Linked DNA regions of Mus musculus: regions 2, 3, 4 and 5 are each linked to region 1. A link is a loop called in an ENCODE intact Hi-C map of the cell type or tissue named here. Cell type or tissue: heart. All regions are shown on one strand. Links, peaks and the distances in the headings refer to the core of each region. The heading gives the core; the rest is flanking DNA. Region 1 overlaps Celsr2 (cadherin, EGF LAG seven-pass G-type receptor 2). Region 2 overlaps Wdr47 (WD repeat domain 47). Region 3 overlaps Aknad1 (AKNA domain containing 1). Region 4 overlaps Aknad1 (AKNA domain containing 1). Region 5 overlaps Elapor1 (endosome-lysosome associated apoptosis and autophagy regulator 1).

What was found. Hi-C counts contacts between places; a loop is a spot of excess contacts. Peaks named below come from ENCODE experiments on the same cell type or tissue, not always from the same donor. Only the 100,000 strongest peaks of a DNase experiment are listed, where the experiment ranks them.
Region 2: a loop joins it to region 1, with 2.0 times the contacts of the local background. A loop is called at or near these places in 6 of 42 quality-filtered maps.
Region 3: it touches region 1 in a loop (2.8-fold over the local background); 7 of 42 quality-filtered maps call a loop at or near these places.
Region 4: a loop joins it to region 1, with 4 times the contacts of the local background. A loop is called at or near these places in 8 of 42 quality-filtered maps.
Region 5: it touches region 1 in a loop (2.2-fold over the local background); 9 of 42 quality-filtered maps call a loop at or near these places.

Annotation. Positions count from the first base shown.
Region 1 is chr3:108,398,743-108,404,562 of GRCm38, forward strand. It overlaps Celsr2 (cadherin, EGF LAG seven-pass G-type receptor 2), which reads right to left. Exons shown (of 34, transcript NM_017392.4): 3 at 5,607-5,820; 4 at 5,155-5,270; 5 at 4,882-4,970; 6 at 4,479-4,636; 7 at 3,963-4,126; 8 at 3,706-3,831; 9 at 3,195-3,361; 10 at 2,658-2,945; 11 at 2,404-2,578; 12 at 2,036-2,177; 13 at 1,761-1,881; 14 at 1,140-1,323; 15 at 875-976; 16 at 137-231. Among named protein-coding and RNA genes, the nearest start is that of Celsr2, 14 kb to the right of the region's middle. In heart, for the core only: a CTCF peak has its summit at 3,167; a DNase peak (open chromatin) is centred at 3,159; H3K4me3 peaks cover 569 bases; H3K27ac peaks cover 573 bases; H3K27me3 peaks cover 1,539 bases.
Region 2 is chr3:108,636,331-108,642,150 of GRCm38, forward strand. It overlaps Wdr47 (WD repeat domain 47), which reads left to right. Exons shown (of 15, transcript NM_181400.3): 11 at 661-830; 12 at 1,563-1,733; 13 at 2,296-2,427. Among named protein-coding and RNA genes, the nearest start is that of Clcc1, 15 kb to the right of the region's middle. In heart, for the core only: a CTCF peak has its summit at 3,290 (motif pointing left); no DNase peak of the experiment used is centred there.
Region 3 is chr3:108,759,948-108,765,767 of GRCm38, forward strand. It overlaps Aknad1 (AKNA domain containing 1), which reads left to right. Exons shown (of 12, transcript NM_177859.3): 6 at 5,163-5,290. Among named protein-coding and RNA genes, the nearest start is that of Aknad1, 23 kb to the left of the region's middle. In heart, for the core only: no CTCF peak of the experiment used is centred there; a DNase peak (open chromatin) is centred at 2,974; H3K27me3 peaks cover 358 bases.
Region 4 is chr3:108,769,018-108,774,837 of GRCm38, forward strand. Aknad1 (AKNA domain containing 1) reads left to right here. Exons shown (of 12, transcript NM_177859.3): 7 at 2,893-2,990. Among named protein-coding and RNA genes, the nearest start is that of Aknad1, 32 kb to the left of the region's middle. In heart, for the core only: CTCF peaks have their summits at 2,272 (motif pointing left) and 3,999; DNase peaks (open chromatin) are centred at 2,084 and 3,364.
Region 5 is chr3:108,456,717-108,462,536 of GRCm38, forward strand. It overlaps Elapor1 (endosome-lysosome associated apoptosis and autophagy regulator 1), which reads right to left. Exons shown (of 22, transcript NM_001346518.1): 19 at 4,480-4,606; 20 at 4,223-4,401; 21 at 2,969-3,134; 22 at 1-1,752. The coding sequence ends at 1,684. Among named protein-coding and RNA genes, the nearest start is that of Sars, 14 kb to the left of the region's middle. In heart, for the core only: a CTCF peak has its summit at 2,308 (motif pointing left); no DNase peak of the experiment used is centred there; H3K4me3 peaks cover 816 bases; H3K27ac peaks cover 873 bases.

The sequences.
Region 1 (5,820 bases), core at 499-5,498:
TAAAAGGGCTTGAAGAGGTAGGTGGGGAAGAGGCGGCCTCTGCAGGTCGGAGTCTCAGGTAAACAGGAACCAGGAGTCAGGAGCTCTACTTCCAAAGACAAGGGTGTGAACAAGAGAAGACGAGGGATCAACTTACGAAGCCCTTTAGCTCTGAGAAGGTGACTGACGTGCAGTTGAAGAGGTTTGGGGGGAGCCAACCCCTGTGCTCATCACAGTGGCGCACAGCAGTCCCTGGAGGGAAGAAGCCAAGAAGGCGGGACTTAGGGAGACAGGAAGCCCGGAGTACCCCACGAGCCGGACAAGTACAAGCAGCCCAAAAGAAAGTAAGAATATGGGTGTTCAGAAGCCCAGAGCCAAAACATCTGAGCAAAATCAGTACAATGGAACAGAGGTCTGTAACCTCCGCCACCACGCCCCCAAGATATCACTACGCCTGTCCCTCCAGCTCCTGCCTTGCATTCGGCTACTCCTTAGCCATGAATCCTGTACATCACTAATTGGGATCTCTTGGGATAGGACCCGGCACTCCACACTCCTCGGGACTGCCTCCCTTTAATGTGGTATAACTCCAGTACTAGGTAGAGTTAGCTGAAGACAGGAGGAGCCTCATGCAAACCGCCTTTGAGTTTAGTTCCCAACTCCATTCCCAGAACACGCAGGGCTTTCAACAGTTCTTTTTGGGTTGGATACAGGCACATTTGGTCAGCCTAGGCTGAAGGGTAACTGAGTGAAGGAAGGTGAGACATTGACTCTCTGGGAGCTAGAAATCAGAAAGTGGGGCCCCAGGAGCTACACGCTGGGGGCTTGCTGTCTTTACTCCTCTGACAGTAAAGGTCAAGGGTTCACTATCTTATTGTAGTCCTCTAAGACCTACCAAAGGAGCCTTTGGGGCAGGGGGCAGCAGCAGGTAGCCCGAACCGCGTGCGGGGCCACCAGATCCCAGCCTCTATGGCCCGTGGGCAGCTGTCGTAATTCACTATGGAGAAGAGCACATGGTCACCTATAAGCAGTTCCGTCCAGGCCCCAAAACCTTCCTTCCACGTCCCCGACCGACCCACAACCAGCCTCATTTCTAGCCTCTGCAATGTAAGCTCTTAGCATACGGTGAGGAGGGAGCCTACCTGCCCCAAGAGTCCTACCTTCACAGCCATTGGTGGTGACCTCAGCAAAAGGGTTGTCACAGCGGTCACACTGACGCCCAATGACTCCAGGCTTGCACGGACACTGGCCGTCCTCGGGGTCACAGACTCGGGACAAAGAACCAGTGGGGTAACAGTCACACAAGAGACAAGTGGGGCTGCCGGGGGGCCGGTAGTGATTCTCCTAGGAGGGAAGATGTGGGGGGAGGTCACTGGATCAAGATGTCATCCTGGATGCTGGTGGAGGCTTCAAGCTGCGGCCTCCCTAGAGACAGTCTCCCCTGCCCTGGGTCCTCATGGGAATGTGACTTAACATTCTCAAGAGCTACCCATGACCTGGAGTTGAACTCATCAATGAGAAACCAAGCATTCAGAATAGGCTGCAGCCAGCCAGCCTGTAGGGCTAGTCCAGAGATCCCTGCCTCAATACTGGTCCTGGATCCCCCTGCATCTGGATATAAGGGCAAACGACCTCTTGCCATGCCTAATATGGCAAAGGCACGGGGTGCTCCGCTCTCCGGAGGAAGGCCCGGATCCTCTACTCCTCTTCTTTCCCCGGCGGGGGCAGGCCAGAAGCTACAGGGCAGGGTGCCACAGTGGGGGCTCACTCGGGACTCTCACCTTGCAGTGGCACTCCCCACTTGTCTTGTTGCAATCTGGGTCAAAGCCTTTGCTGACATCACAGTTGCATGGACCACATGTGGGGTGTCCCCACCAGCCACGGGGGCAAGGTTGGTCAATCCTGCAGAAAGACACCCAGACAGGCTTGAGCCCCCTCTGCCACTACATCTCCTCCCACTTGGTTCAACCACAGGTGGTCCTTTCAGCCTCGGCTGCAGCTCAGCTAGACTCTCAGGGCTCAGAGTGACAGCAGAGATAAGCCCTGACCCACCTACCTGGTCTCACAATATGGCCCAAGGTAATTTGGTAAACACTCGCAGATGTAGCCGTGGGGTGTATTGGGTTTTCGGGTACACACGGACTGGTGCTCGCATGGGTTCAGGTCACACACATTTGTACAGTTGTCACCATAGTAACCTGGACAAGAAGGACCAAAAAGTTTCAGGGCCAACCCTCTACTGGCATTCTCTTCTGTCCATCTCCTCTTATCTACTTCCACTCTAAGCATTGCACCAGGCAGCCATAACCCTGTAGGAGATGACGGCTCAGAGAAGAAGTGACTGGCCACATATTAGAGATGGAGTGTGACCCGTGGCACTGGCCCCGTCCCCCGTCCCTCTCCCTCCCCGCATCCTCAGCATACCTAGAACACAGCTACAAGAATAGCTGTCCCAGTCATTGCTGCAGTAGCTGTTGGTAGGGCATGGATTCGAGTCACAGGGATCTGGCCAGCTACAGCCTGGCTCCACATTGATGCTCTCCCCGCGGCTGGGATCTAGACTGCTGATACCCTCAGGTGTCTCGCTTACCCTGACACCCTGGAGGGATAAGAGCAGCATTAGCCTTCAGTGGAACAGGGCTCCAGGTAGGAATGGGAGGTCAGGGGAGGAGACTCACCTGCAAACAGCCCCGGAAGCCACGGGCCACTCCGCTGGCTGGCCCAGGAACTCCCCCGACTGTAATATTGCTCAGGTGCAGTCCATGCAGCCGAGGGCCCAGATTACCCTCTGCCTTCTGTTGCCCATAGTCAAAGGACAGAATGGCATGGCCAGGGCCCCCGCTGGCTCCCAGTGCCAGCTGTGCATGATGCCAGTCACCATCATTGGCTCGGCCTGGCTCAAGACGCAGAGATGACGCCTGGAGCCCTGTGCCCTCCACACTTAGCACTACGTGGCCTGCCCGAAGCTGTACAAGAGGGGGAAAAATCAGCAGACCACCTCAATCAATGGGTTCTTCCATTCTGCCTGGTTGAGGGCAGAGGAGGCTGCTTATTTCCCTTAAACCCAGTAGGTGGCAGCACTGACCCACGGAATGGGCCCAGCCAGCTCTTCGCTTCTGCCAAACCCTGCCCAGCCACCTGGGTCCAACCCCCTGAAGGCTCCTACAACGCTAGCCAAGCCGGGGCTTGCCACACTCCCACGTGCCCTGCATCACCTGCAGGGTGATGGTGCTGCGCCCCCTGGTGACGGCCTGCAGCAGGACGCCATCTGCCTGGCGTGTGCGGAACATGAGGCTGAGGTGCCAGGGCTGAGAGATGGGCAGAGAGAGGCCATGCCAGGCCACAAGGCTGCTGCCCAGGAAACGCTGGGGGTTGGCCATTTCTGGGAAGGCAGATGAAAAGTGACTCAAGGGCAGAGCAGTGGAGTCGGAAGCGGGGCAGCTCTATGAGAGCTGGACCCTTGCCTCCCCTCACACCCAATCCTCTCAGTGCCCCGCCCTCCAGAGCATTTACCTGTCCCGGGCCGGCCCTACATTGTGCCCAGGGCCTGCCTGTCTCTGACTAGGCCCTTTGTCTCCTGCCTAGCTTCTCACTCTGCCCAGACACGCTTTTCCACCCACAGCCCAGCTTGCAGAACCCTGCCCAGAGCCTGCCCCAAGCCCTGCCTGTGATCCCAGACAAACTGACAGCACCCAGGCCCCAACCTGTGGCAGGTGCCACTCCTACCCTGGGCGCAGCTCTTGCCCCCGAAGCCTAGTGGACACTCGCAGCTGAACGCATTCCACTGGTTCACACAGGTGCCACCGTTGTGGCAAATGCTGCTGTCGCACACGATCTTCTTGGTGGGGCAGCCTGGAAGGAAGAGAAAGGGACTCAGGGACCAACAGCAGAGACTGGAAGACCACACAGGCTGGTCAGGTCACGCACAGCCGAGCCTCTTGGCAGTTGGCTCCCAGCCTTGCCCCTACCCCGGGTCCTCATACCAGGCACAGTGCCATTGTTGGCAATGAAGTCGGCCATGTCGATGTGCCGGCTATCCACCTGGAGGTCCTTCATGCAGCCCACAAAGTGCCGCATTCGGACGGGGAAGCTCTCGGGCAGATCCGGCACCCCACCCAGCAACAAGGGCCCTGTCAGGTCCAGAGACCTGGGGGACGAAAGCGTGAAGACACAGGGGTTTAAGTTTATGGTTTTTCTCTTACCCCGTACCCTGTCACTAGGCCCAAGAAAGGGAGCACTTGGACCAAGGCTGAGGAGCCCTTTTAGAACAATGCCCAGGAAGTAGAGGCACTGCAGTATATACAAATGTGCTCTCAGCCCATACCCTTCCCTCACCATCCGCCAAGACCTGACTCTAACTCTCCAACATTGCCAGTGTCAGGAAGGGGCGCATCTGACTGGCTCCCGCTCTGGAGCCCCTTCCCTTCGGCCCGTACTACCCTCTCCCTAGCTCCTGCCCCCCTCACCCCCTCGCTCCTGCCCCCACCTTCCCCGCTTACTTCTTGCTGCCTCCTTGGGTGCCCTGGGCAGCACAGGAGTAGTTGCCCAGCATAGCTCCAAAGCGCAGAGCCACCCCTGTGTCACAGCCATCCACGGACACCACGGCTACCTTCTGCTCAGATGGACCTTGGGGAAGCCCTGTCTGACCCAACAGTGGCTGTGGACAGAGAAGGGAGGCAGTAGACAACCCGGCATAGGGCTGCACCTCTCCATGCACACACACCCACAGACGAGGACCGCCCAGAGGGATGGAGGTGCCCTGCACAGCACATCCCCATCCCCCTCCCAGGCACAAGAGCTGTGAGCAGCCTCCCTCACCACTCACAATATCAACCGGGGCTGGAAAAACGCATGCATCAAGACCTGGACCCTCTAATTCCTCCGTCCCTCAGCCAGACCCACCTTGTTATAGTACTTCAGCTGCACTGTGTGCCACTGGCCATCACTGACCCCTCCCGGCACAAACGGAGACACGGTGGTGGTCGATTCCCCTAGAGAAAGGACAGGGTTAGCTGGGTCACAGGAAGAGAGTCGGGAGTGGCAGAGCAGCGGGCATGTCTAGGGATGGAGGCCGGGTCCGGGTTTGACTGGGAGGGAAGGCGCGTGGCTTGAGGTCAGAGGGTCGGAGGCATGAGCTCTTAGGAGCTGGGCAAGGACATGAGACTCTGGGCTCACCTGCAGAGAAGGTGAGCTGCACCTGTTCCTGGATCACCTCGAGAGCCACAAAGTCGTGCTTCTCATTGAAGCGCCCATTGTACAGCAGTAGCCCGTTACGCTCCTTGGTAGCAAACCTGTATAGGGGGGGTTGGTCATGGGGGCAAGGAATGGGGTACCCACCTGTGAACCAGTACCCCAGACATCTAAGCAATAGCAAAACTGGCGCTTTGGCTAAGGCTATGGAGTCAGAACGCAGATAATGAGCCCAAACGAGAACCCTGGCGTTCTGACTCCTCATCCTCAAGGGTCAGACCCTGATGGTGAGGGCAGCCTGCTGGCTAAGCAGACAGGTAGTTCTGTCAACAACTGCTCCCGGTGCGTTCACTGATCTGCTACCCCCATCTAATAGACCAGGAGGTACCCCACACTCTCTCATGTGCCCTGCAACCCCAGGACCTCGTCACACTCACGAGAGGGCCAGGGTGAAGTGGAAGCGCTGGCGCAGGCCACGGAAGGTGATGAAGGAGCGGGCAGGGAAGCTGCGTGTGGTCACCTGGCAGAAGGGTTTCTCAAAGTCCCCGGAGGGGCAGTCACATTTGAAACCTCCCACCAACAGGTTGACACAGGTACCCCCGTTCTTGCAGACACCTGGAGTACAACGGCCTGAGTGGGTACTCGCTTCAC
Region 2 (5,820 bases), core at 209-5,208, 240 kb after region 1:
TTTCACTTTCCTAGTTCCCCACCCGCCCCCCTGGAAAATATATGAAAAAATAAGATAAATGGAGTTTTTTTTTTTTAAACCTGTATGTCCTATTTATTATGTGATCTGAAATGATAGATTCATGTAATAGTTATAATTTTACTGATTTGGTTTAAATGTGATTTATAATATTTTCTTTTATGATTTTGAAAATCTAATCATCTGCTGTCAGGCATGTGGTACCCACATTTGACATCAGCATTCTGGAGACTGAGACAGGAAGATTATTGAGTCAGAGCTAGGCTTGGTAGGATATATCTCAAGGCTTGGTAGGATATATCTCAAGGCTTGGTAGGATATATCTCAAGGCTTGGTAGGATATATCTCAAGGCTTGGGAGGATATATCTCAAGGCTTGGTAGGATATATCTCAAGGCTTGGTAGGATATATTTCAAGGCTTGGGAGGATATATCTTAAGGCTTGGTAGGATATATCTCAAGGCTTGGTAGGATATATCTCAAGGCTTGGTAGGATATATCTCAAGAAGCAAGTAATCCAGCCTCTCCCCAAATAAAGCCTTGGTGCTGGATATTCTTTTCCTCCTTCTTTTATTCTAATTTCATGTTAACTAACTTTCAAAAGCAGGAGCCTGAAGTATCTCTATGTGCTTTTTCTTTCCAGTGCACACGACAATCCTAAGCAGCCAGTGGTGCGATTTAAAAGAAACAAACATCATAAAGGATCTATTTATTGTGTGGCTTGGAGTCCGTGTGGACAGTTGTTAGCAACAGGATCAAATGACAAATATGTAAAAGTGCTGCCCTTCAATGCAGAGACATGTAATGCAACAGGTAGGGCCCGGTGCAGCAGTGCCTCACGCGCCAGTGTGCATGTACGCTTGTCCCTCTGTCTCTCTGTCTTCACTGATGACATCCAAGAACACTGTCTTGAAGAATTACTTTTTGTTCTGATTATTCTGATCCAAACAGGCATTATTTTTTTAAATAAGTCTTACAGGTTAGTTAAGTAGTATATGAATTTTAGAAAAGCATAAGGAAAAAATAATTTTTAAGGACTAGGGATGTAGCTGAATGATAGATCACTTGCCTAGTGTGCATGCGCAGACAGACAGACATGAAAGAGACAGACAGAGACTAAGAGAGCCTTTTAAATAACTACCATCATTGAATTAATGGGTGTTTTCTACAGTGTATCTTTCCTTTTTTGTTTGAAGTAAAAGACAGGGAAGCAATGAATTTTCTGTAGTTCTGTTTTAAAGGCAGTAATAATTAGTTAATAATCAGTATTTTAATGTTTTGAAGTTTTATGTTCAGTAAATGAATTGATTATGTCAGTCCATAAATATAAATCATATTGCACTATTTTTTAAATTAAGTATGTTAGTGCATAGCCTAGCACATGAGATAATGGGTTTCATTATGATGTTTTCCTACAGATGTGTCATTGTGCTTTGCTCTAACACTGCTGTGTTACCCTTGGCCAGAGCTTAGGCAGTTTAGCATCCTCTTCACACAGTAAGTTGAGCAGCATTTTTTTTTTTTTAATTCTTATTGCTGTTTCAGGACCAGATCTGGAATTTAGCATGCATGATGGGACAATTCGAGATTTGGCATTTATGGAAGGCCCAGAAAGTGGTGGAGCTATTTTAATAAGTGCTGGAGCAGGAGATTGTAACATTTATACAACAGACTGTCAAAGAGGACAGGGTCTTCATGCTTTGAGTGGACACACTGGTATGTGATACTCAGTCTTCCTTTTCTCAGTCTGTGCTGTGTGCTGTTTTATCAGTGAGATCTCCTTGTAATGGATCTTTCTGAGACAGATTTTTATTTCAAAAACTTGCATTGTGAGTGTTGGTTATCAGAGAAATATTAATAGCACTACGATCCGTTTAGTCATCACGGGATTCCTTTACTTTAGCTTCACAGCCATTATGTGATGTAGGAAGCTTTATCCCTGTTTGTATTTGAAGAAAGTGAGGCACAGGGGGTGAAGCTGGTAAGGGACAGCTCAGATAAGTTGCCATTATTTTAAGTGACAGATTTTTGTCTTTACTAGTTACTATATCTTGAAATACAGAAACAACTTAGTCTTCTAATAGAGTCACCAAAGAAGGACTGAATTTGTTCAGAGTGGTTTTGATGAATTTTAAAAATCCTTAAATCTACTTTCTAGTCTCTACAGTCTCTGTGATATGGCATATTTGGTTAGCTGGTGATGAGAAGAACTTGCTTTTACACACGTGTGGAAGGGCCTCTCCCACATCAGTGACTTCGTGGTTCTGGTCTTTTGTAGGGCACATTTTAGCACTTTATACCTGGAGTGGGTGGATGATTGCGTCTGGTTCCCAGGATAAGACTGTTAGATTCTGGGATCTTCGTGTACCAAGCTGTGTTCGTGTGGTTGGCACAACATTCCATGGAACTGGTAAGTTTTCCATAGATTTGAATGAAGTTCTATGAGAAAGGAACTTTATAAATGACTCTAGTGTCTGCTTCCCTAGCCCCATCTTCATGTAAAAAAAGAGAAGTAGGGCTGGGAGTGTAGCTTACTGATAGATTGCTGGACTACTTTATATGAAGCTCTGAGTTTAATTCGTAGTACTGAATAGACCCAGTCAGCCTGGGATACAAGAGACTGCTTTAAAGAAAAGAAAAGGATGCTGGGGGTGGGTGTTAAAGGGAAGACCGACTTTGTATTTTATTGCTTAGTTTCAATTCCTTTAGAATTCTTTGATACATTACTGTATTTGTAAACTGATATTAGATTAACTATTGTGTTCCAAATTGGCAATTTTACTGTATATTCATTTGTTTATTATATGTGATGTATGTGAGTGTGTACATGTGGGACAACTGTGGAAGTCCATTCTTTCCTGCGGGCTCTGGGGATTGGTCTGAGTCCAGGCTTGGATGCAGTCTCCTTAACTGCTGAGCCATCCCCTGCCTAGGTCTACATATATAACATTTTTAATTAATTACCTTCTTTATTTATGTGAGGGCATGTGTTCACTTGCAGGTCACTGGGTAACTTACGGAGTCACTCTGTCTTTACAGTCTGTGTCATGAGAATTGACATCAGCTTGACATCAAGTGTTATTCATTACCTGTCTGGACCATCTCACTGGGCCTATGACTCCAGATCTTTAAAATTACTTTTTAAAGATTTATTCTTACTTTATGTATGGGTGTTTTGCCTGCCTTTATGTCTGTGCACATGTGCATGCATTGTCTATGGAGACAATCAATCCCCTGGAACTGAAGTTACAGAAGGCTGTGGAGCCACCTTGTGGGTGCTGGGGAGCAAACCCTCATTTTCTGTAAGCGCATCGAGTGCCCTTAACCATTGAGCCATCTCTGCAGCCTCTTCTGACTCTCTTAACAAAATTCACGCTCTAGGTTTGAAGTTCGGGGCTACCTTTAAAGCTCTGCTGCACTGTTTTTAGTATATTTTACCTCTTCTTTCTAATGCTTTCTGACCTAAGGCCAGGTCATGGCCTGAAGCCCTTTCTTATAAACCTCACTACTTCCTGAAGAATGTTCATGTGCCAGCTCCTTCTTATGAACCAGCTATGTCTTTTATTTAAAAGTATGCTTATCTAGTGTGGGTTCAGGGGGCCGTTTTGGTAGAATGGAACATTCTTTAAATACCTATTAAGTCCATTTACTGTATGTATGGGATAGTTTTTGTTGTTGTTGTCTTTGTTGTTATTTTGGTTTGGTTTGGTTTTTCAAGACAGGGTTTCTCTGTGTAGCCCTGGCTGACCTGGAACTCACTTTGTAGACCAGGCTGGCCTTGAACTCAGAAATCCACCTGCCTCTGCTTCCTGAGTGCTGGGATTAAAGGCGAGCACCACCACTGCCCAGCAAGGGATAGTTTATCTCTAATGTTCATTGCTGGGTTCTCATTTGGATGATTTGTTTAGAAATGAGTAGGGTACTGAAATCACCCACTATTATTCTATCAAGACTTGATCCAAACCTAAAACAAACAATCTGTTGATATTTGGGTGAAAGAAAATGTAATGTGCATCTTCTTGGTGGATTGTTCTCTTTTTAAATATGTAGAGGCCTTCTTCATTTCTCATGACCTTCCAACACCTGATGCTAGTGACCCACTTCTGCTTGCCAGGCCCCACCTCCTAAATATGTCATAGCCTCCCAAAAGTATTCAAAACATGAAGCTGTAGGAGAGGGGAGAGGTAATTTCAGGTTCCAGCCTGACCTGGCATCATGCCCCCTTAGTCTTAGTTCGGACGTTTGGTTTGTTTTCCTTTTTTGTAACCTTCCAAGATTTTCCGTGATTCATGCTGCTTCTGCCGCATGCGTGTTCGTCCTTTTGTCGTCTCTTTCCCAGGCTTTTTCCTTATCTCTAGGCTTCAGTTCAGCATCTCCTCGTTACCGGAAGAAGCCTCCTTTGACTGCTCTAATTCTGAACTCACCACTATGTTCTGTCACAGAACTCTTAATATCTGTTTAAAATGTTTATCCTTATTAATCGCTTGCCTCTTATAATACATATTAAGTGATCATATCTGCTTCATGTTTCAGAATAGATAAACCACCTTCTGTAAAGTGCCTGGCCCAAGGGACAACTGAATTAATCATTAGCTTTTTAAAGAAATAAACTGAAATTTGGCACAATAAATATTTTTATATTTAAACTCAAATTTTTATAGTTTTCCTGTGTGTTAGCTCTTCTCATTTTCCCTAATTCTTTTGTGCATGTTTATATATGTAGTGTCTGTGTGCTCACATGTGTGCAGATGCGCTTGCACTGTGTATGCATGTGGAGACCAAAGGTCAGTTAGCATCAGGTGACTCATCTATTACTCGCCACCTTATGACTGTTATTTTTTGAAGATCTCTTATTGACTCTGGAGCTTGCCATGCCTGCCTGACTGGCCTGCCAGCGAGCCTGCCTCCACCATCAGCTCAAGGTCACACATGTGCATGCCTGGCCTTGCAGTCCCATGGCACCAGGGATCTAAACTCAGGTCTTTCACTTTCTCACTAAGTCATACCCTTGGTCCTCAGCTTTTCTAATAAAAAGTCGTAGTGGATGATATTTACTTTGTGTGTGTGTTTGTATGTATGTATGTGGGGGGTGCCGGTGTATATGATCTCCTGGAGGTCAAGGACAAGTTTAGAGAGAGTCAGTTCTCTCCTTCCACCATGTGGGTTTCAGGAATCTACTCAGGTCGTCCGGCTTCCTAGCAAGCACTTTCACCTGCTGTGCTCTGCTTGGACCAGCTTTTCCTATTTTGATCATTTATTTACTACAATGGCTCATTCTAATTTTTTTTTTCTCATGCAACTGAGGTCAGGCATTTAAGTGAGTTGTTAAATGACTAGATACTAGTCTGCAGAGAGCTGTTTTATTTGATTTCTAGTACCCATTTATACTTTTTAAAGACCCAGTCAAGTAGCTATCTTCCGATATTGTTTATCCTTTAGTTTTTCATTCAGCCCTGATTCCCTCATTATTTGCTTTTTTCTCCTTTTATAATAATCTATTTTAATTATGTACACATTTTTGCTTAGATTAATCGTGTATCATTCAGTTCTCTTGCTTAGAAACTTGCAGAGGTGCTTCGCTGATCCTACCCCTTAGAATGGAGTGCAAGGTGCTTAGCGGTCTGGCCCTAGCCTGCCTGTCATGTCTCAGCTCCAATTGTTTTCTTCCTTTTACTACTCGAGCCTTTCAGCTTTTATATGGTTTTCATTTAAATGTTTACTTATGTAACTCTTCCAGCCAATAATATTTTCTTTTTTTTCTCCCAAAGTTTCAAGAAAAGATTATCTTAGTTTACATAGATGT
Region 3 (5,820 bases), core at 376-5,375, 360 kb after region 1:
GCCAATTTCAAGACAGGCCTCCGTCCACATTGAGACCAAAGTTATACAATGTTTATTTATATCCTAGCTACAACCACACTGTGTCTGGTATGAATATAAATCAAAAGCGTTTAAACTGCAATTATATCCCATATACGGGAGAAGCTCTCTCTCTGGGCTAAGGGAGGGACTGAGTCTTTCCCCACCCTTATTTGAAGCCACATCAGGACAAACAAGGGCTGAGAGCTCAAGACGAGCTCCCAGTCTCACGTGAGCTAACAGGGCAAGGAGTGTCATCCTGTGACACTTCAGGGTCTTGCAGAGCACAGAATCTTCATGAGGATCCACCCAATGGCTAACTTGCAGGGACAGAAATTGGCAAATTTGTTTTGTAATCACTTGCTTCTTCAGCAGATGCGCCTTCATTGAAACCGTATTACCTTTGAAGCCAGATGCGGTATTGCACACCTGCAACCTCAGCACTCAAGAGAGGGAGACAAGGGGATCTGGAGTTCAAAGCCAGCTTTAGCTACATAGTGAGTTCAAGGTCAGGCTGGGCTACATAAGATCCTATCTCAAAATCAAAATCAGATACAGTTGCACACACCTATCATCCTGCATTTGGGGAGACGGAGACAAAAGGTCATCCTCTGCTATTCTGTGAATTCCAGGCCAGCCTGGGCTACATGAGGCTCCATTTCAGGTAAGGAAATGAAAACCAGCATGTATCTCAGCAACAGTGTGCCTAGTAACCTAGCATTCACAAAGCTCTAGCAACACACATAACACACATACATACACACAAATTAATATGCAAAAAGTAATTTTTGGATCTGATGTGTCTTGCTCATCAGAATAAATATGATGTGTTTGCATTTTTTACATATTAACAGAAGAATCTGGAGTCAAGACATGCGTCTACCTGCATAAATCCCTTTCCCTGGTATTTACAGAATACAATCTTGTCTTCCGTTGCGTAGAAACATAAACTTCCCCCTGAATGTATTTCCTATATCTCCATGTCCTTTTCCCCTTCAGTTACGATCTATTGTCCAGGCACATCCTTGAGCCCCCGACTTTACATTACCTGGGGGCTGCTCTCTGCTCAATATTGTTCCTGCTGGGGCTTGCATCCAGGGCCGTCTGTAGGCTAAGCGTGGTGGCTGGAAGGAGACTGTCTTCCACAGGTTCATGTATTGGAGCACTTGGTCCCCAGATCGTGCCTCCGTTTCTCTGTTTGGGGAGATTTAGGAGGTGTGGCCTTGCTGGAGGAAGGGTGTCACGGGGGGGGGGGGCAGGCTTTGAGAATTTTAAGACTTGTGTTATCCCAGGTTCCCTTTTTGTTGTTGTTGATGCTCTGGCTGCAACGTTTGCTGCTTGCAGCCATGACAGACTCTATCCCCAAGAAACTGTAAGCCCAAGAAAACCATTCCTTCTGTAAGTTTCCTTGGTCAGGGTATGTTATCCCAGCCCCAGAAAAGTGACTAATTACGTAGGCAAGCACTCTACCCCTGAACTGTCTCTAGCTCTCAAGTTCAACTGTCTTTGAAGTTATGGTCTCTTTTCTCTGTTTTCCTTTTTTTTTTCTTGAGACAGGGTTTCTCTGTGTAGCCCTGGCTGTCCTGGAACTTACCCTGTAGACCAGGCTGCCCTCGAACTCAGAAATCTAATCCTAAATGCTAGGATTAAAGGCATGTGCTATCACTGCCCAGCTCCATTTTTAAAAAATTATTTATGTGCGCGCGCGTGTGTGTGTGTGTGTGTGTGTGTGTGGCCCTGTGACTATGTGTGAATGTGCATACATGAGTGTCATGGCATGCACGTGGAGGGCAGAGGACAACTTTTGGGTGTTGGCTAGCTCCTCCTCCTTGGGTGAGGCTGTGTCTGTGCCAGGCTACTTGGTCTGAAGGTTGTGGATGATGCTCCCATCTTGATGCAGGTGTTTTGGGATTACAGCTGTGCACCCCACATGCATCTAGCTTTTCACGTGGTGACTCAAGTCGTTAGGCTTGCATGGCAAGTACTTTTACCTGTTGGTACTTTTACCATCTTGTCAGCTCTGACTCCCATTGTCTATTTCCTATTTAATCCAAAGTTATTTAGATGAGTGTTGGATAACATATAAACTTATATAAATATGTACAGATGTTAATAAAAAGACTCATTAACTAGATTATTTGTAGATTTTTTTATTTACCCTCCTATAAAGTTTACATAACAATTATTTCCTCAGAATCCCAGCTTTTAGAATGGTAAGAGTTGGGGCTGGGGATGTGGCTCACTGAGGTTTGATCTTCAATGCAAAACTGGGGTCCCTTTCAACAACTCAGCAGAAAGACTTAGTGTTGGACTCAGGAGGAACGAATATCTTCCTTAGCAGCTAGCCAGATGGCTCAACTAGCCTAATGACCTAAGTTTATATCCTGGAACCTGCAGATAGAAGGAATCAGCCCCCACAAGTTGTCTTTTGACCTCTGCACAAGTGCAGTGGCACACTTGCACACAGTCACAGAAACACACACATAGAGGATGGTGATGGTGATGATGATGGTGATGGTGAAGCAAACATGAGGGACCTTGACATCATCAGCTAGAGAAGCACTAGGTTTATCATGCCAGGGTAGAGCAAGGATGCTGGAAGCAGCAACTGAGGATTAGCGTCTGGAGCACTGGGATGCAACTCTAAACAGGCTGCTACTCAGGGCAGATGTGCTGTTTCCTTCCTGCCATCAACAGCATGGCCCGGGTCCTATCGATGAGCTGTTTGTTGTCCCTGCTTGGAAGGCTGACTATACAGGCCAGAAGACAACTGCTTGTTTATGTCTACTCCGAGAGGTGGAAGGTGACATTTTCAAGTTGCTGCTTCAAGACATTAAAGGGAAAGCAGATGCATGCAGTGCACTAGACACCCCCTCTTCCCAGAGGCTCGGCAGTCATCCTGAAAGTTGGAGCATGCCCATCCTCTTCAGCCTCAGATGAGGTAATATAGCAGCCCGCAGCCTAACATGGCACTGGGAGAAAGGCTGTTTGCGCACATGTAGACTCTCAAGTCATGGACATGCCCGATTCTGTTTTAATCCTTCTTGGCTTGCCAAAGCCTCATGAGTCATATTGTTTAAAATGGAGCCAGCTTTTCATGATTGGAAGCTATTTCAAGTGTTAAGTTTTGGAACACTTTATTAGCTTAGGATCCAATGCTGCAGTTCAAAATGACAAACCACCGAAGAGCTGGCTTCGCAGGATAAGTGACAAAACTCTCGTGGATCCCTTGTGGGAAAGCTGCTCTCTCTCTCTCTCTAACCTTATTCTCCCTCTTTAAAAAGTTAGTTTTAATTATGTGGATATGTGAAGTACACATGCATACCTGGGTGCAGGTACCCTGGGAGGCCAGAGGTGTTAGCATCTCCTTGGAGCTGGAGTTAAGATGAGCCATGTTATGTGGATGCTGGGAATCAAACCAAACTCAGTTCCTCTGTGAGAGCAGCTCGTTAGTGCTCTTAGCACTGAGCCATTTCTCCAACTCCTATACTCCCTCTTTTAAATACAAAACGGCAAGCTCAGTAAACGGATGCTTTCCTGAGTCCAGTTCTGTACTCTGCCTCCCAGTTCTTTGCATTTTCTGTACATGCAAGCTTGAGAATCAACCACCAGTAGATTTCTATGCTTTTTGGTTTTTAGATTTTATACCGCATGCCCTTTATAAGCTGAGCATCCTCCCTTGTGTTTATTTATTTATTTTAATGACAGGGTCTTACTGTGTAGTCCAGGCTATCCTAGAACTTACCACAAAGGCAAGGCTATCCTCACACTTGCAGAGTGCAGGGATTGCAGACATGAGCTGCCACACCCAACTGAGCCTTTGTTTTTCTAGCCTCGATTGTCAGCACGATTCAGATTCAATTAACATTCTGAGAAACTGAGTCATGCAAATAATTGCCTTCAGTTGACTCTTTAGTTTCCTACAATATTGAAGACCCAGCCTGAAGCAGAGATTCAACATCTGAGTGAGGCTTTTATGGGCTAGAGCCAAGATATCATGTAAACATAAATCCTGCATCAAAGTATGCCTGCTTCCTTCAGGGACCTGCTTCCTGGCAAAGTCTCTCTTATTCAAAGCCCAGCTTCAAAGGGTGGCCTTCTCTGTGCTGTGCCCCCAGTACCAAGCAGGAGTCCTTGTTCCATCTTTTGTAGAATCTTAGCCGGAGTCTGGCTTGTATCCTGAATACCAGACATGAAGTGGGTTCTGCATATCAGAAGCTCATATCTCAGTGCTGTCTAAGATGCCCACTCTGTGGGCATGGTACCCTACTGGGCCTGAACTTGAACTTGGCTTCAGGTTTTCAGCATGATGTCCCACTGGGCCTGCGCTCAGTTAGCTTTAGGGCAGTGGGAGGGAGCCTGAGTAGGCCCAGCCATTGCCTAACAAGCCTGGATTTGCCTTTGCAACTTTGGTAGCTTCTCAGCAACTGTTATGAAGTGATGATACCCACAAGTCCAATGTGTAGCCCTAAGAGCGAGTCTACGGATGACACTATACGTGAAGTAATTGATTTATCCATTCTTATAGCAATTATTGATAAATGTTAGGTGCTTTTCAACAGATGTAGGATAGTACGGAAAATCACCTGTCATGAAGATGTGTATGCCTCTGTGAGGAAGAGTTATACTTGGCAAATGGGATCAGAATGATAAAGGGCTTCAAGGGTAATAATAAATACTTCTGCATGACTCTGAAGCCAAACCACCTCAGTTCAGATATTCGTCCCATCGTTTATCTGCTTTGTGATCTTGGGACGGTTACGCAACCTTTCTAAGCCTCAGTTTCTTCCTCTGGAAAATGGGGATAATCATGCCTGCCCAGCAAGGTTATTAGCACATTTAAATGAGTTAATGTAGGAAAGGTACTTAAAACAGGGCAGGGACCCGAGAAAGCACAGCTCTTGGGTGTTAGCTTGCCATGCCTATTTAGTAATGGGATGTGACCAAAACTAAGCGTGGGAGGCCAGCATCCTAAGGGACAAATGGTGGCCAGGGCATTTAAACTAAGTCCTGAGGTGAGTGAGACCCCAGCTAGGTGAGGCGTCTAGGCAAGGGACAGGGAGTAAAAGCACCTTGGAGTGTTTAGATTGACTTCGTTGAGTCATTTTCCGTGGCCTAATGGGTCCTTCTGTATGTTTCCGCAGATGAACAAGGAACATGCTGGCAGTCTTCCAGGGCCCTGGGGCTCCCGAGGAAGTGAGGTGACAGGGCTGCCGAGGGGAGGGCCACAGGAGGCCACCTCCAAGGAGCTCAGTGAACTGGCCCTGAAGATGTGAGTCCTCTCCCAATGCCTCCCACCACTTGGTGTCAAGCCTAACATAGGCTGGGGTCAGGGTGGGGAATCGCCTCCATCTGGCCACACAGCCCAGAGGCAGAGGGCAAGAGTCCCACACAGCAAAGAATGACAAAGGTCGAGTAGCTGCAGGGCGCTCACACAATGGTGTCTCATAGGTGGCTCCTTCCACAGGGTGAGGAGCATGGATTTAAATTCCATGGGACTTCCCCCAGCTGGAGAAGGAAATTCAGAATTGTTAACATACACTGTCCTTTCTTCTCTTTTATTGAAAAACAAACAAACAAATAAACAAACAAGCCCAGTTATTTACCAAAATAGGCCAAGTGTGGCTGTAGCTGCCCAGGGTTGAACTGGTCAAATGGCCATCGGGCTGCTGTGGTCCTGAGAGTATCACCTGGAAACTTCCTGTTGCCAGGCCTGTGGTGCATGCCGGCTACTCCGGGGGCCGAAGCAGATGGGTCTCAAATCCAAGGTCTGCCCAGTTTGCAGTGTGAGTTTTGGAGCAG
Region 4 (5,820 bases), core at 279-5,278, 370 kb after region 1:
TGGCCACATCAGGACCAGAGACAACTGCCAGGCAGCTCTTCCAGACAGGAAGCAGAGCCCACACTGAGCTCACTTTCCAAGTCCTCCACCCTTCACCCCAGGATGAACAGATTTGGGGTGTTGTAGGGATTTTCTTTTGTTGCAAGGATCAAACAAATCCATGCTATGCAAGGGTTCTGCCACAGAGCTATAGCCCTACCCCAGAAGGAGGCCGGTCAGCCTTCCAGTTCATCAGGGAACCCTGTCTCAAGGCAATAAGGTAAACAGCAGTCGCCTCTGTCGGTCAGTGTGTGCATTGACATACTCCTTCATCACACACACACACACACACACACACACACACACACACACACACACACACACAGAGTCTTTCCTACTGGGTCTCATCGAAAGCAAGCTCCATTCCTCTTCTCTAGACAGATCTTTGAATTCATAAGGAAAAAATCAAAAATCCTCTGGCATTAACAAGCTGTAAGCTATAAAACCCTAAAGAGAAGTCAGTACCGCTTTGAAACACCCCTTGAAACAACAGCTGGCTTCCGAGGTGGTTGCGGGACATTTGTTTGTAGCTCCTATCAGTTAGGAGAGGCACCACTTCCTAGTGCTTTACCTCAGCTGCTTTACCTGGAAAGGTCAAGAGTCAGGGAGGGAGGAACTGTTTGCAACCACTGTTTAAGTACATCCTCTGATAGGAGTAGATGGTGAGGTCTGGAGGACTGTAGCTTCCTGTTAAGAGAGCCAGCCTCCGTGGGAGTGACCTGTCCCATGGGAGTGACCTGTCATGAGTGCTTTATTAAGTTTCTGTCCCTAGAGAAAGAGAGAGCGTGGGGTTGGGCTCCAAAGCCCTATGAATTGCCTGGCATGGACTAGCGAGAGCTTCCAGCCTTTGGTCCCACTGCAGCTCTGATCGATCCCTTAAACACAGGGTACCACTGAGTTTACTCACCTGGGCAGCCCAGGCTTGGGATTGTTTTTTTTTTTTTTTTTTTTTTTTTTTTTTTTTTTTAGTGGATTGAATTAACTAGCAATCCAGATTTGAGAATCTTTAAAAAAAGATTTTTATTAGGCCTAATGAAATATTTTGACATTTATAAAAGACTTTGATTGCTGGGCGTGGTGACACACCTTTAATCCTAGGAGAGGCAGGGAGATCTCTATGAGTTAGAGGCCAGCTTGGTCTACATAGTTCCAGGATGAGACTCTGACTCAAAAATTAAAAAAAAAAATTGATTAAGTGTAAAATATCAATTGTTTCTTTTCCAAATTCCTAGTTTAAGTCCAAAAACAAAAATATATCAGCCTCTGCTGGGGCTAGTGTTCCAGAGTGAGTGTTTAAAAGGGGGGCAGGGGAGGGGGGAGGGAGGAAAGTAAAATCACACCCGAGACTTCGTGACTTCGCTGTGGGAAGTTACTGGGTACAATATGACTTGGGAACTGGAATCATAACCTCCGTAATAGTCCCGAGGCATTATTCGCTGTGCAGTCTTCATCTAAGTCCCCATTTACTGTCGTCAGCAGGTTGTAGTCTTTATGATGTGCCTTGCCTAAATGCAAACACTCTGATGGGATATATCAATGCACATCCCGAGCTCTGTCTCTGATGCAGGCCTTGGGATTGGAGAGTAAACGTTACCGGTTTTGTCTCCCTGGAAAATGGCCGCCTCCTGTAGAATTGCTCTTGGCTCTTCTGTTTGGCCAGATCTGAGTGAGGAGAGAAGTCTAAGAGTGGCAGAGAAATGTAATCGATGCGTTGGCCTGAACTCACTTGAACCATATCCAAGCTTTCCACTCAGAGAGCAGATGTTCACAGGCCTCGGAGGCAGAGGGTGGAGACAGAATGAGGTGTGAGGAAATATATGACTCAGGAGGAGGACATGTTTTTCCAAGAGTAGGGAAGGGCTGGAAAGGGCTGGAAAGAGCCTGGCTTCCAACCCCAAATGGGGTCCTCTCTCCATGACCATCAGTCTCAGGCACAGCTGGAGGGAGGGAAATATGTTTGCTCAGCAATGCTGCCAAGTTCTTCAACCAGCCATGGGCAAACCTGTCCCATCTGTCTCAGGATGTCCTAGACTCCATGCCTTTCACACAAGAACATGCACTCTCCTCCAGGGACTGTTAGTGTATCCCGGGGCTGAGCAAGAGAGTTGTTAAGAGCTGTAATTAATTAAAATTCTTTTGGAGGAGTTAGAATCTGTGCGGAGGCTGAAACTACACAGGCCAGAGAAGTCTCCTGATAGTAGTTGTGTCTTTCTGATGCCCCCTGGTGGCTATATGCTATTAAGTGAACTCCAGGCTCCCAGCCACAAAATCCACTTTGCTGGACTCTGTTTAGCATGTACTTAGAGCGATGTGTACCAGTGCTAATGTATAGTGTGCCTTCTTCCCTAAACAAGAATTGTTCTGAGATGGCTTGACCTGAAGTCCCAGTACCGAAGGTTGGAGGCAGGAGAATTGCTGTTACAGACCAGCTTGGATTAGTGTGAGATCTTGCCTGAAAATAATAAAAGCAACCAACCAACCAAAAATCCACAACACACACACACACACACACACACACACACACACACACAAAATTGTGATATGGTATTATGAAGAAAAAAAGAATTTGTAGTACAGAATTATAACAATTATAATTATAATTCTTGTTATTTTTGTGTGTGTGTGCATGTACCAAGCCCTATATGTGGAGGGTAGAGGTCAACTTGTAGATGTCAGTTGTCTACCTACATGATGTAGGCTCTGAGGATCAAACCTAAGCCATCAGGCTTGGTGGCAAGCAACCTTATCCACTGAACTACCTCACCAGCCTGGAGAATACCAGGGAAATTTAAGTCTTCATTTTTCCCACACTAGTGCTAAATTTTTGAGACATTATTTTTTTTCTTTTTTAAGGAAACAGAAAATGGAGAAAAGGGGCCACAGAAGAACTAACTGTGGGAAGTTTTCCAGTAGCATCCATGAAAAAACACTGCCCCAAGACTCGGCTCTCGGTAAGTTGGAGGGGTTGGGTGTACATAGTTGTTAGTGATCCCTCACTGTGAGTCCCGGCTTGCCATCTGCCATTGCGATAGCATGACATTTGACTAGGATGATGTTTGTTTCCCTTTCTCAAAACATGAAGAACTAGTAATGGGTTGTTTAAGGAGTGGTTAAGCAGAGTAAAGTACCAGTACATGCTTCTAGTTATGCCCGGCAACTTGCGCTCTGAGCCGGACTCATAACTGCACCGGGTAAGTTACCAGGCTTGTGGAAGGCGCAGCTGACTCATCCCCATGCATCGCACAGAGGCAGAGGGAGCTGTGGGTGGGAGCAGGCAAAGAGGGCGTGAGTACGTGAGACTCATGAGAACCTCTCTCTGTAGACAGTTTAAAGCTGAGGAGCGTACCCTGGCCAAACCGCTGCGGGTGATAGAGAGGTGACCCAGAGGCCTGCCTGCTTAGGCAGCTCCTGCACTTGCCAGCATCGGTTCCTCATAGCTGAGCTGGAGGTGCAAGCCAGAGATGACACAGCATGCTTATGCGCATGCTCCCTGTGTCCAGAGCCTTGCGGGCACTCAGCATCTTGTTAGATCCCACTTGGTTCTGAATTGACCTCTCTGGGGATGGTATACTTTCAAATAAGAGCTTTGGAGGACTGGAAAGATGTCTCAGCAGTGAGGAATGCTTATTGGCCTTGCAGAGGACCAGGGTTCAGTTCCCAGAACTCAAGTTTGGGAGGCTCAACCGAAATCGAAAGCCCTGTTCTGGCCCTCCATGAACACCTGAGTGTATACTTGTGTGTGTGTGTGTGTGTGTATGTGTGTGTGTGTGTGATAGTTACCAAAGCATAAAATAACGACACTTCTCATTAGCTTTGGGTTTCATTTTTGGAACTTTTTTTTCTGAAAATATAAGACTGTGTTAAGATGAACTCATTACTTATATTTCTTTTTCAAAGGGGATGTCTTGCCATGTTACCTATGCTGTAGGCAGTTAGGATGACAGGCAGGTGGCACTGTCCACTTCTTGCTGCTGTCACTGATGGTGCAGAGGTTTGACTTCGGGGCTTCACACATGCTAAGTGGGTGCTCCGCTACTGACCCACATCCCCAGCCCTTGTTATTTTTAAATGAAACAATAAAGTATTTGTAATGTCTCAATTTAAACTTTAAAAATCCTCAGAACTGATCATTTAGCCTGAGGAAGATCTGGATCCTGATCTGTTTTACACGTTACATACTAAGATACCTTTCCGAGTCTGTCTATCTGTAGCTGGGACTAAATATTCTATGGTGATTTCATACTGGGGAAGGCTTCTTTTTTTTTTTTTTTTTTTTTTTTTTTTTAATTTTGAGACAAGGCCTCATGTGGCCCAGGCTGGCCTCAAACTTTCTGTGCAGATGAGGTCAGCCTTGGACTCCTGAGCCTCCTGCCTTTGCCTCCCAAGTGGTATTATTATGGGCTTTAGCAGCCATGTGTGCCTCTGGGAGAATTTTTTTTATGGTACATAAAATGACTTATGTTCTTATATATAGTAGATAAAAACCATATAAAAAGATAAAAAACACATTTTTTAAAAAGATGTATTTATTTGAGCTGGTCTACATAGCTCTGACTATCCTGGAATTCACTATGTAGACCAGGTTGGCCTCTAACTCACAGAGATCTGTCTACCTCTGCCTCCCAAGTGCTGAGAATAAAAGCATGCACCAGCATGCCTGACTTACTAGTTTTTAAGTGTATGTTTGACTGTGTGTATATGCACAGCACATGCATATCTCACAGTAGTGGAAGCCAGGAGAGGGCATCGGATCCCCTGGAACTGGAGTAACAGACTGTGTTGAGCGCCCATTTGGATCTGGGAACCAACGCCCTTCCGTGAGAACAACGAATGCTCTTAACTTCTGAATTAGCTCTCCATCCCCTAGAGCCCTCAATGTTAAGGCAAGGAGCATCGACATAGTATCTTTTCATTATTACAATACCTTTGTAAGATGGGAATTATATTTATTTTACGGGTAAGGAAATACAACTCAGAGAAATTAACTGGTTCAAAGACCTGGTGTCCCCTCCCACTTGATAACAATGTACCCCAGAACCTAATGACTCAAAATAGTAACCAGCATTACCTGGCAATTTCTGTGGCTCTGGTATTTGGGAACAAGTGAAGGGTTCAGGTGCAGAGTTCCCTAGAAGGATATCTGTCAGGGCTGAGATTGCCTGAAGGTTTCACTAGAGACCAGAGGATCTGGCTCACATGGTCTTTGATAGGGAGACTCAATGGAGCCTCTAACAGGCCATTCTGCTTGTCACTGATATCTGACAGACAGCTTCCTCACAAGCAAGGATGAGGGAGGGGGAAGGGTATTAGACTATCATTGTGGCTTCATTTTGTTAGACACAAACCCATACTCGAGGGTTCAGACCAACACCTTCCTTTCCCCTGTAGTGGTGAGATGGAACCCAGGGCATTATGTATGCCAGGCAAATGTTCTACTGTCAAACCCTAGCCTAGGTGCCATCTTTCAAAGAGAGTACTGGCTGGGTGTGGTGGTGCACACGTTTAATCCCAGCACTCAGAAGACAAAGGGATCTATGTGAGTTTGAGGCTAGCCTGGTCTACAGAGTGAGTTTTGGGGCATCCAGAGCTATGTAGGGAGAGCCTGCTTCGATAAATAAATAGAAGATAGGTAGATAGGTAGGTAGGTAGATAGATAGATAGATAGGTAGATAAGATAGTTAAAAGATATGAAAGAATCAACACAGCTAATAAGTGGCAGAGGCAGGTTTCAACCCCAGGTCTTACACTCACCCCATCTGTGACTCATGCTTACACGCTCCC
Region 5 (5,820 bases), core at 327-5,326, 58 kb after region 1:
CCCAAAGAAAAGCTTCTAGGTTTGTCTAGCTATCACTGATGCCTTTGATGGCCAAAAGTCATGGCGTAGCTTCACTTCTTTCTGATTCTTAGAAGCCATCATGAGAGCAGCCATGGCTAGTCAGATGGGCAAGCCATTTTGTGGCTGACAAACACCTCAGAAATGCCTCTCTGTCTTATACCAACCACCTGTCACTGGGGGAAAGGCACAGGTGAAGACCATGGGCAACTCAGGCTTGACCAAGAGATGGCTATTCCGGTATGGAATGAAAGAGGTTCAATTCCCAGTAGTAGGGAGGAAAGTTAACTGGAAATTATTCTCTGTATTATTCTATTCTAGGTTTTCTACTGATTATAGCTGGAGTGAAAGGGAGATGGGAAGAGGAATCCCACTCTACTTGCGAGTTGGTACCTAATCTACTTTTCAGAGGGGTGTTGCCAGAATGAGGGCCAGGAGTCTTTTAGATATTTATGCACAAGTGAAATGAGAATAGGCCAGAGCCAGGACAGAGGCTTAGGAGTGACAAATGCCCCAGTTGGGTGTAGGCCTTGTAAGACATCCCTACTTTTTCTCCCTGAAGATTGGTTTGTACCTGCCTGACGTTCAGCTCCTTTCTGGTCAGTCTGCAAGTTTTTAACTTTGTTGGCCTAGCAAGTTAAAGACAGAAACAGATATGACCATAGCTGGTCCATGCCACAGTGGGCTGGAGTCTAATACTGCCCCATCAAACCTTTGGCCCCCTGTGTTCTTTCTAAATAAGATGCTCCATCCCATGATACTCTAGGCCTCTAGGACTGAGGTCCTCACAGATGGGGGTGTTTCTCACTGGCAAGCGTTTATTCCCTTCCAGCAAAGCCAATGGAAGGTATAGCTAGACTTACCTGGTTCTTTCTAGTGTCATAAGGAAATGGGAGGGATATTTGACAAAAACAGTCGTGGAGGATAGATCTATTGGACTTTGGGCAAGTTCTTGGTAAATAACTTCCTTTGCCTTTAATGAGAATATTTATCATTAAAAGAGAAGGAAATGAGGTTCCTGGTTATAAAACAAAACAAACACCCCCCCCCCCCCACACACACACAGACACTTTGCCTTTTTTTGAGTTTTGTGTGTGTGTGTGTGTGTGTGTTTTCTTACACAGGCTTCACCCACCATGCCTTCAGACTGTCCACTGCTCTCTGCTCCAACTTATTACCCAGGAGAAATAAGTCGAGGCTGCCATGAGGACTGTCCCTCAGACCACAGCCCCCTTCTAAAGACATCATGAGCTGAAAGCCTGTATCTGACCAGAAAACCTCCCAGCTGCCCCCGCCCTCACACAGGAGGCTAGAAGCCAATTTCGTACTTATTTAAAAAAAAACAAAAAACAAACTACTTTTACTGAAAACCGCTAAGAATTCTGGGTAGATGAGTCTCCCATGGGTGGACTGTGTTTAGAAAACAAGATGTAAGCAAGGAAACAGTACACGAAGTGTGGGTATATTTGGTAGGCTTGAGGCAAGCGTAGAGACAGGTTTGGGTACTCTATAAAAAACAAGGGTCTGAAATCCAAACTTCTGATAAGGCCACAATGAAGAGATTCCCAGCAGCGGGGAGCGCAGGGTTGCTGGCACCTAAACTGCCACAGGCCTGCAGGGTAGTGTGCCCAGGTGAGGAGGCAGGCGAGGCAGGACGGGCACCTCTCACATGTCCATGTCTGGGCCTCCTGAAGACGTCTTCAGCGGCACCGAGTCAAATCCATCAGGAGTCCTCTGAAAGAGAGATGGTGACAGGAGCTGCCTGCTGCACGGGGACACATTAAGGGGACAAAGAAGAGAAATGGAAAAATAGGTGACAGAGGAACCCTTCTGGACTTCCTGCTTCCGGTGGCTTTGGGGGTGGGGGGACGGGACGACGACGACACAGGAACGAGTAATCCTCTGCCCCTCCCTGCTCTCCGCAGACTCAGTCAGAGCGTGAGAGCCTTATGATTGCTGCTTTGCATCCTTGCTGAGTTCTAGAAGTTCCAGACAGCCCTAAGAGGTCCCCAGGGTTAACTATCTCTCACTGGTGGGAGAAAAAAGAAAAAAAAAAAAATCAAGGCCCACGTTGGCCAAGGGAGTCACCCTGACAAGTCAGCACAAAGGAAACAAGACCCAGGGACTGGACAGACTGCCAACTCTTCTTCAGCAGGCTTCCTGCCCCCTCCTAGCCGCTGGTGCCCTCCTCATTCACACCTGTTTGAAATACTCCCTTGTGCGCCAGGGTAGTCAGGTGTGTGCTCGGCTCGAGGAAGCTGTTCGGATGCCCTCTGCTGGCCCTACGCCCAGAGACAGTGGTGTCTGTATTGCCTTTATGAGCTTCATACGCACCTACACACCCGCACCACCTAGCCAGCCCGCCCAGTTCAGAATTACATAGCAGCCACAGTTTACGCTTGGCTATGACTCAGCCACTCAGGATGGGGCACACACACACCTTGGGGATAGCACCCTCCACTGGCTAAAGGCTCTGAGGCCCTGGCTTCTAACAGGAATCAAACCTAGAGATGGCTTCCTCTTCACTCAAGGAAAATAAAGAAAAGGAAATTCTCTCTCCTCTCTCTCTCTCTCTCTCTCTCTCTCTCTCTCTCTCTCTCTCTCTCTCTCTCTCTCTCGTGTGTGTGTGTGTGTGTGTGTGTGTGTGTGTGTGTGTGTAACCATTACACACAAATGGTTCAATACTCCATCTGGAAGTTAAAAGACCCTAACAACCCACCCACCAGAATACACACTGGCAGGAAGGAGCCTGGTCAAGAACTGGCTAGGCTCCAGGGAAGAGAGTTATTGTTGAGAGCTGCAGAGGGAAGGAGACACTTTTAGGAGAGGCAGGAGAGTTCTGGGAGTGGGGATCAGAGTACAGGTCTTGTACGGAGCAGGGCCACTCAGTATCCCAGTGTCCACGCTCCACCCCCTGACCTCCCCAAGCTGAGTTCTCATCCCTCTCTACCTTGGAGGTAAAGGATTTGATCTTCCCAAAGAGGGACTTCTTGCTGGTAAAGATGAAGTCATCCTCCACGTCCTCTCCTTCCATGATGGCACAGCTGTCTGCTGCCGGCAGGTCGCAGTCTTTAAGAGTAGCGTTCATTACCAACTTGGAGTATTTGTATTCTAATCTGTGAAACAGGGGAGGGGAGGAGGCAGGAGATGAGAGTGTGGGAGCGAGGGGAAAAGGTTGGGCTACAAATAGATTGAGTCTGTCATAGGAAGGGCAAAGCCTTGTGAAAGGGCGTGGAGGGCAGGTGAACAGAAGGGATCTTGCTTCCCAGGTTAGTGATCTTTTTTCTTCAAGGCTGCTTGTTTCTGCGATATCAAAGGTTAACAGAAATATTGAAATTATAAAGTCATGCCTTGTTTGGTTGGTTTTGGGTTTTATGAGACAGGGTTTCATGTAGCCCAGGCTGTCTCGGAACTGATATGTAGCTGGGAGATGATACTGAACTCTGAGTCCTCTCACCTCTACCTCCCAAGTGTTGGGATTACAGGCATGTACCACATCTTGCTTTTTCATTGTTAATAAAAACCACAAATTAAGAACATTCTTCTTTTTTTTTTTTTTTTTTGGACTTTGAATTCTATGCTAGGCAAGTACAACCTTGGCCCAGGGACCCTTCCTTCCTTCCTTCCTTCCTTCCTTCCTTCCTTCCTTCCTTCCTTCCTTCCTTTTTCTTTCTGTTTTCTTTTGTTTTTGGGTTTTTTTTTCTTATTTATTTATTTATTATATGTAAGTACACTGTAGCTGTCTTCAGACACACCAGAAGAGGGAGTCAGATCTTGTTACAGATGGTTGTGAGCCACCATGTGGCTGCTGGGATTTGAACTCAGGACCTTTTGGAAGAGCAGTCGGGTGCTCTTACCTGCTGAGCCATCTCATCAGCCCTTGTTTTTGTTTTTTTAATTTGAGATAGTGTCTCATTATATAGACCAACCTGGCATTGAACTCTACTTTGTCTCTGCCTCCTAAGTACTGACATTAAAGGTACACACCACCTCACCTGGTTTGATTTTTTCCTTAGAGAATCTTATAGCCATTTTTAGATAGCCATCCCTGCTCAAGAACGAAAGTAACAAAGACCTGCAGTGGATAAGTATCTTTAAAAGTCTCTGGTCAATCGCAGGGTCCATAGCCAACTCTCAGTAATACCCTGCCTGGCTCAAGGCTCCAACTCCGACCTCCCTCAGACCCCAACACCCCACCACGTACTTTTGATTCTTCTTCCAAAAGTAGCAGGTCAGGACAGTAAGCAGGATGGCAGTGCAGGTGCCAGCCGAGATGCCCACTTTTAACCAGAAATCGATCGTTTTGCAGATGGTAACTCTCTGCTCAGGCAGGGAAATGCCCCCAGAGCACAGCTTTGGTTCTCGCCACATGTAAGTAGTCTTCTGTTGGGGAGAAAAACAAGGACCTCAGAACTCATAACCCCTTGTCTCCTGGCCGTTCCCAAGCAGAGGACAGCCTACCTGGATCCCAGCCACACAGCTGCTGACAAAAGTGTGGTAGTCAGAGGCCGAGCAGAGTGGACAAGCGGCCACACTCTCCCACAGGAAGTGGAAGTTACAGCCATCACAGGTCCCATCAGAGCACATGCTAGCAAAGTAGAAAGGAGACCAAGTTGTCACATTGGATGCCTGTGACACTTCATGCCTGATTCATCTTCTCTCTCCCCAAAATGCCTCCCCCAACCTGTCCTTAACTCAGATGTTCCCTCACCCACCTCCTCCCTCCCTCCCTTCTTTCCCTGCTTCCTGCCTTCCTCCTTTCCTCCCTTCTTCCTTCCTATTTTCTTTCCTCCCTTTCTTTCTGAGAAGGTCTCACTCTGTAACCCAGACAGGCCTTACACTCACAGTAATACCCTGCCCTGGCCTTCCAAGGGCTGGAAATGGATAAATGAGCCATCCATGGCCATCTTGACAGTTTAGTCTTCAATATCCCTGCCTGCTTCTGCTGATGTCAAACGAGAGCTCAGCCTAAGATGTCTGGGCTCTAGAACCCCTAGGAGACTCCTGTTCGCCCCACGGACGTGCCATAGTTCACAATGGCATTTTGATACAGCTGCCTGGTTGTGGGATTATGGCCGAGATGGAGTTCAGGCATACATATGTGCTATGCCTGTGCTCGGGTGTGGTTCCTCAGGAGCTGTCCACTTTGTTTTGGGGGAGGGACCTGGGGCATGCTGATTAGGCTAGGTCGGCTTGTCCCGGAGCTCCACAGATCCTGTCTCTAGCTCTCCAACACTGGGATTCCAAGTGTGACACCATGCTTAGCATGTGACGTAGGTGCTAGAGAGCAAACTCAGGTCTTCATGCTTATGCACTGAGTGAACACTCTCACTACTGAGCTATTTCCTCAGCCCAGTGCAGGTGTGTGTGTGTGTGCGTGCATGTGTGTGTGTGTGTGTGTGTGTGTGTGTGTGTGTGTGTGTATTCTGGTTTGTTTGTTTTGTTTTTAAGATAGTGTCTCCTATAGTCCAAGCCAGCATTGAATTCATTATGTAGCTGAGATCAACCTCAACTGGGGCACAAACTTTGGTCTTTATGTAGAGAGAGTGAAGACCAGGGAGAGCTAGTCCAGGCAGCAATGTACTGGCCTCGCCAAAACAAAAAGACAGGGTCATCCTTCAGGGAAGGGAAGGGAGAGACAGATACTCCACATCTCTCCCTGCCCCAGTGTGTAATGGCCCTAGGAATACGCAACACTATCTTGGTCCTTCTGTCTGTACCTAAGTACTGAGGTTCCAGGCATTCACTCCCACGCTTGATTCTTGGATAAGCTTGAGCTTTCCTGTGCATGCTTTTTTTTCT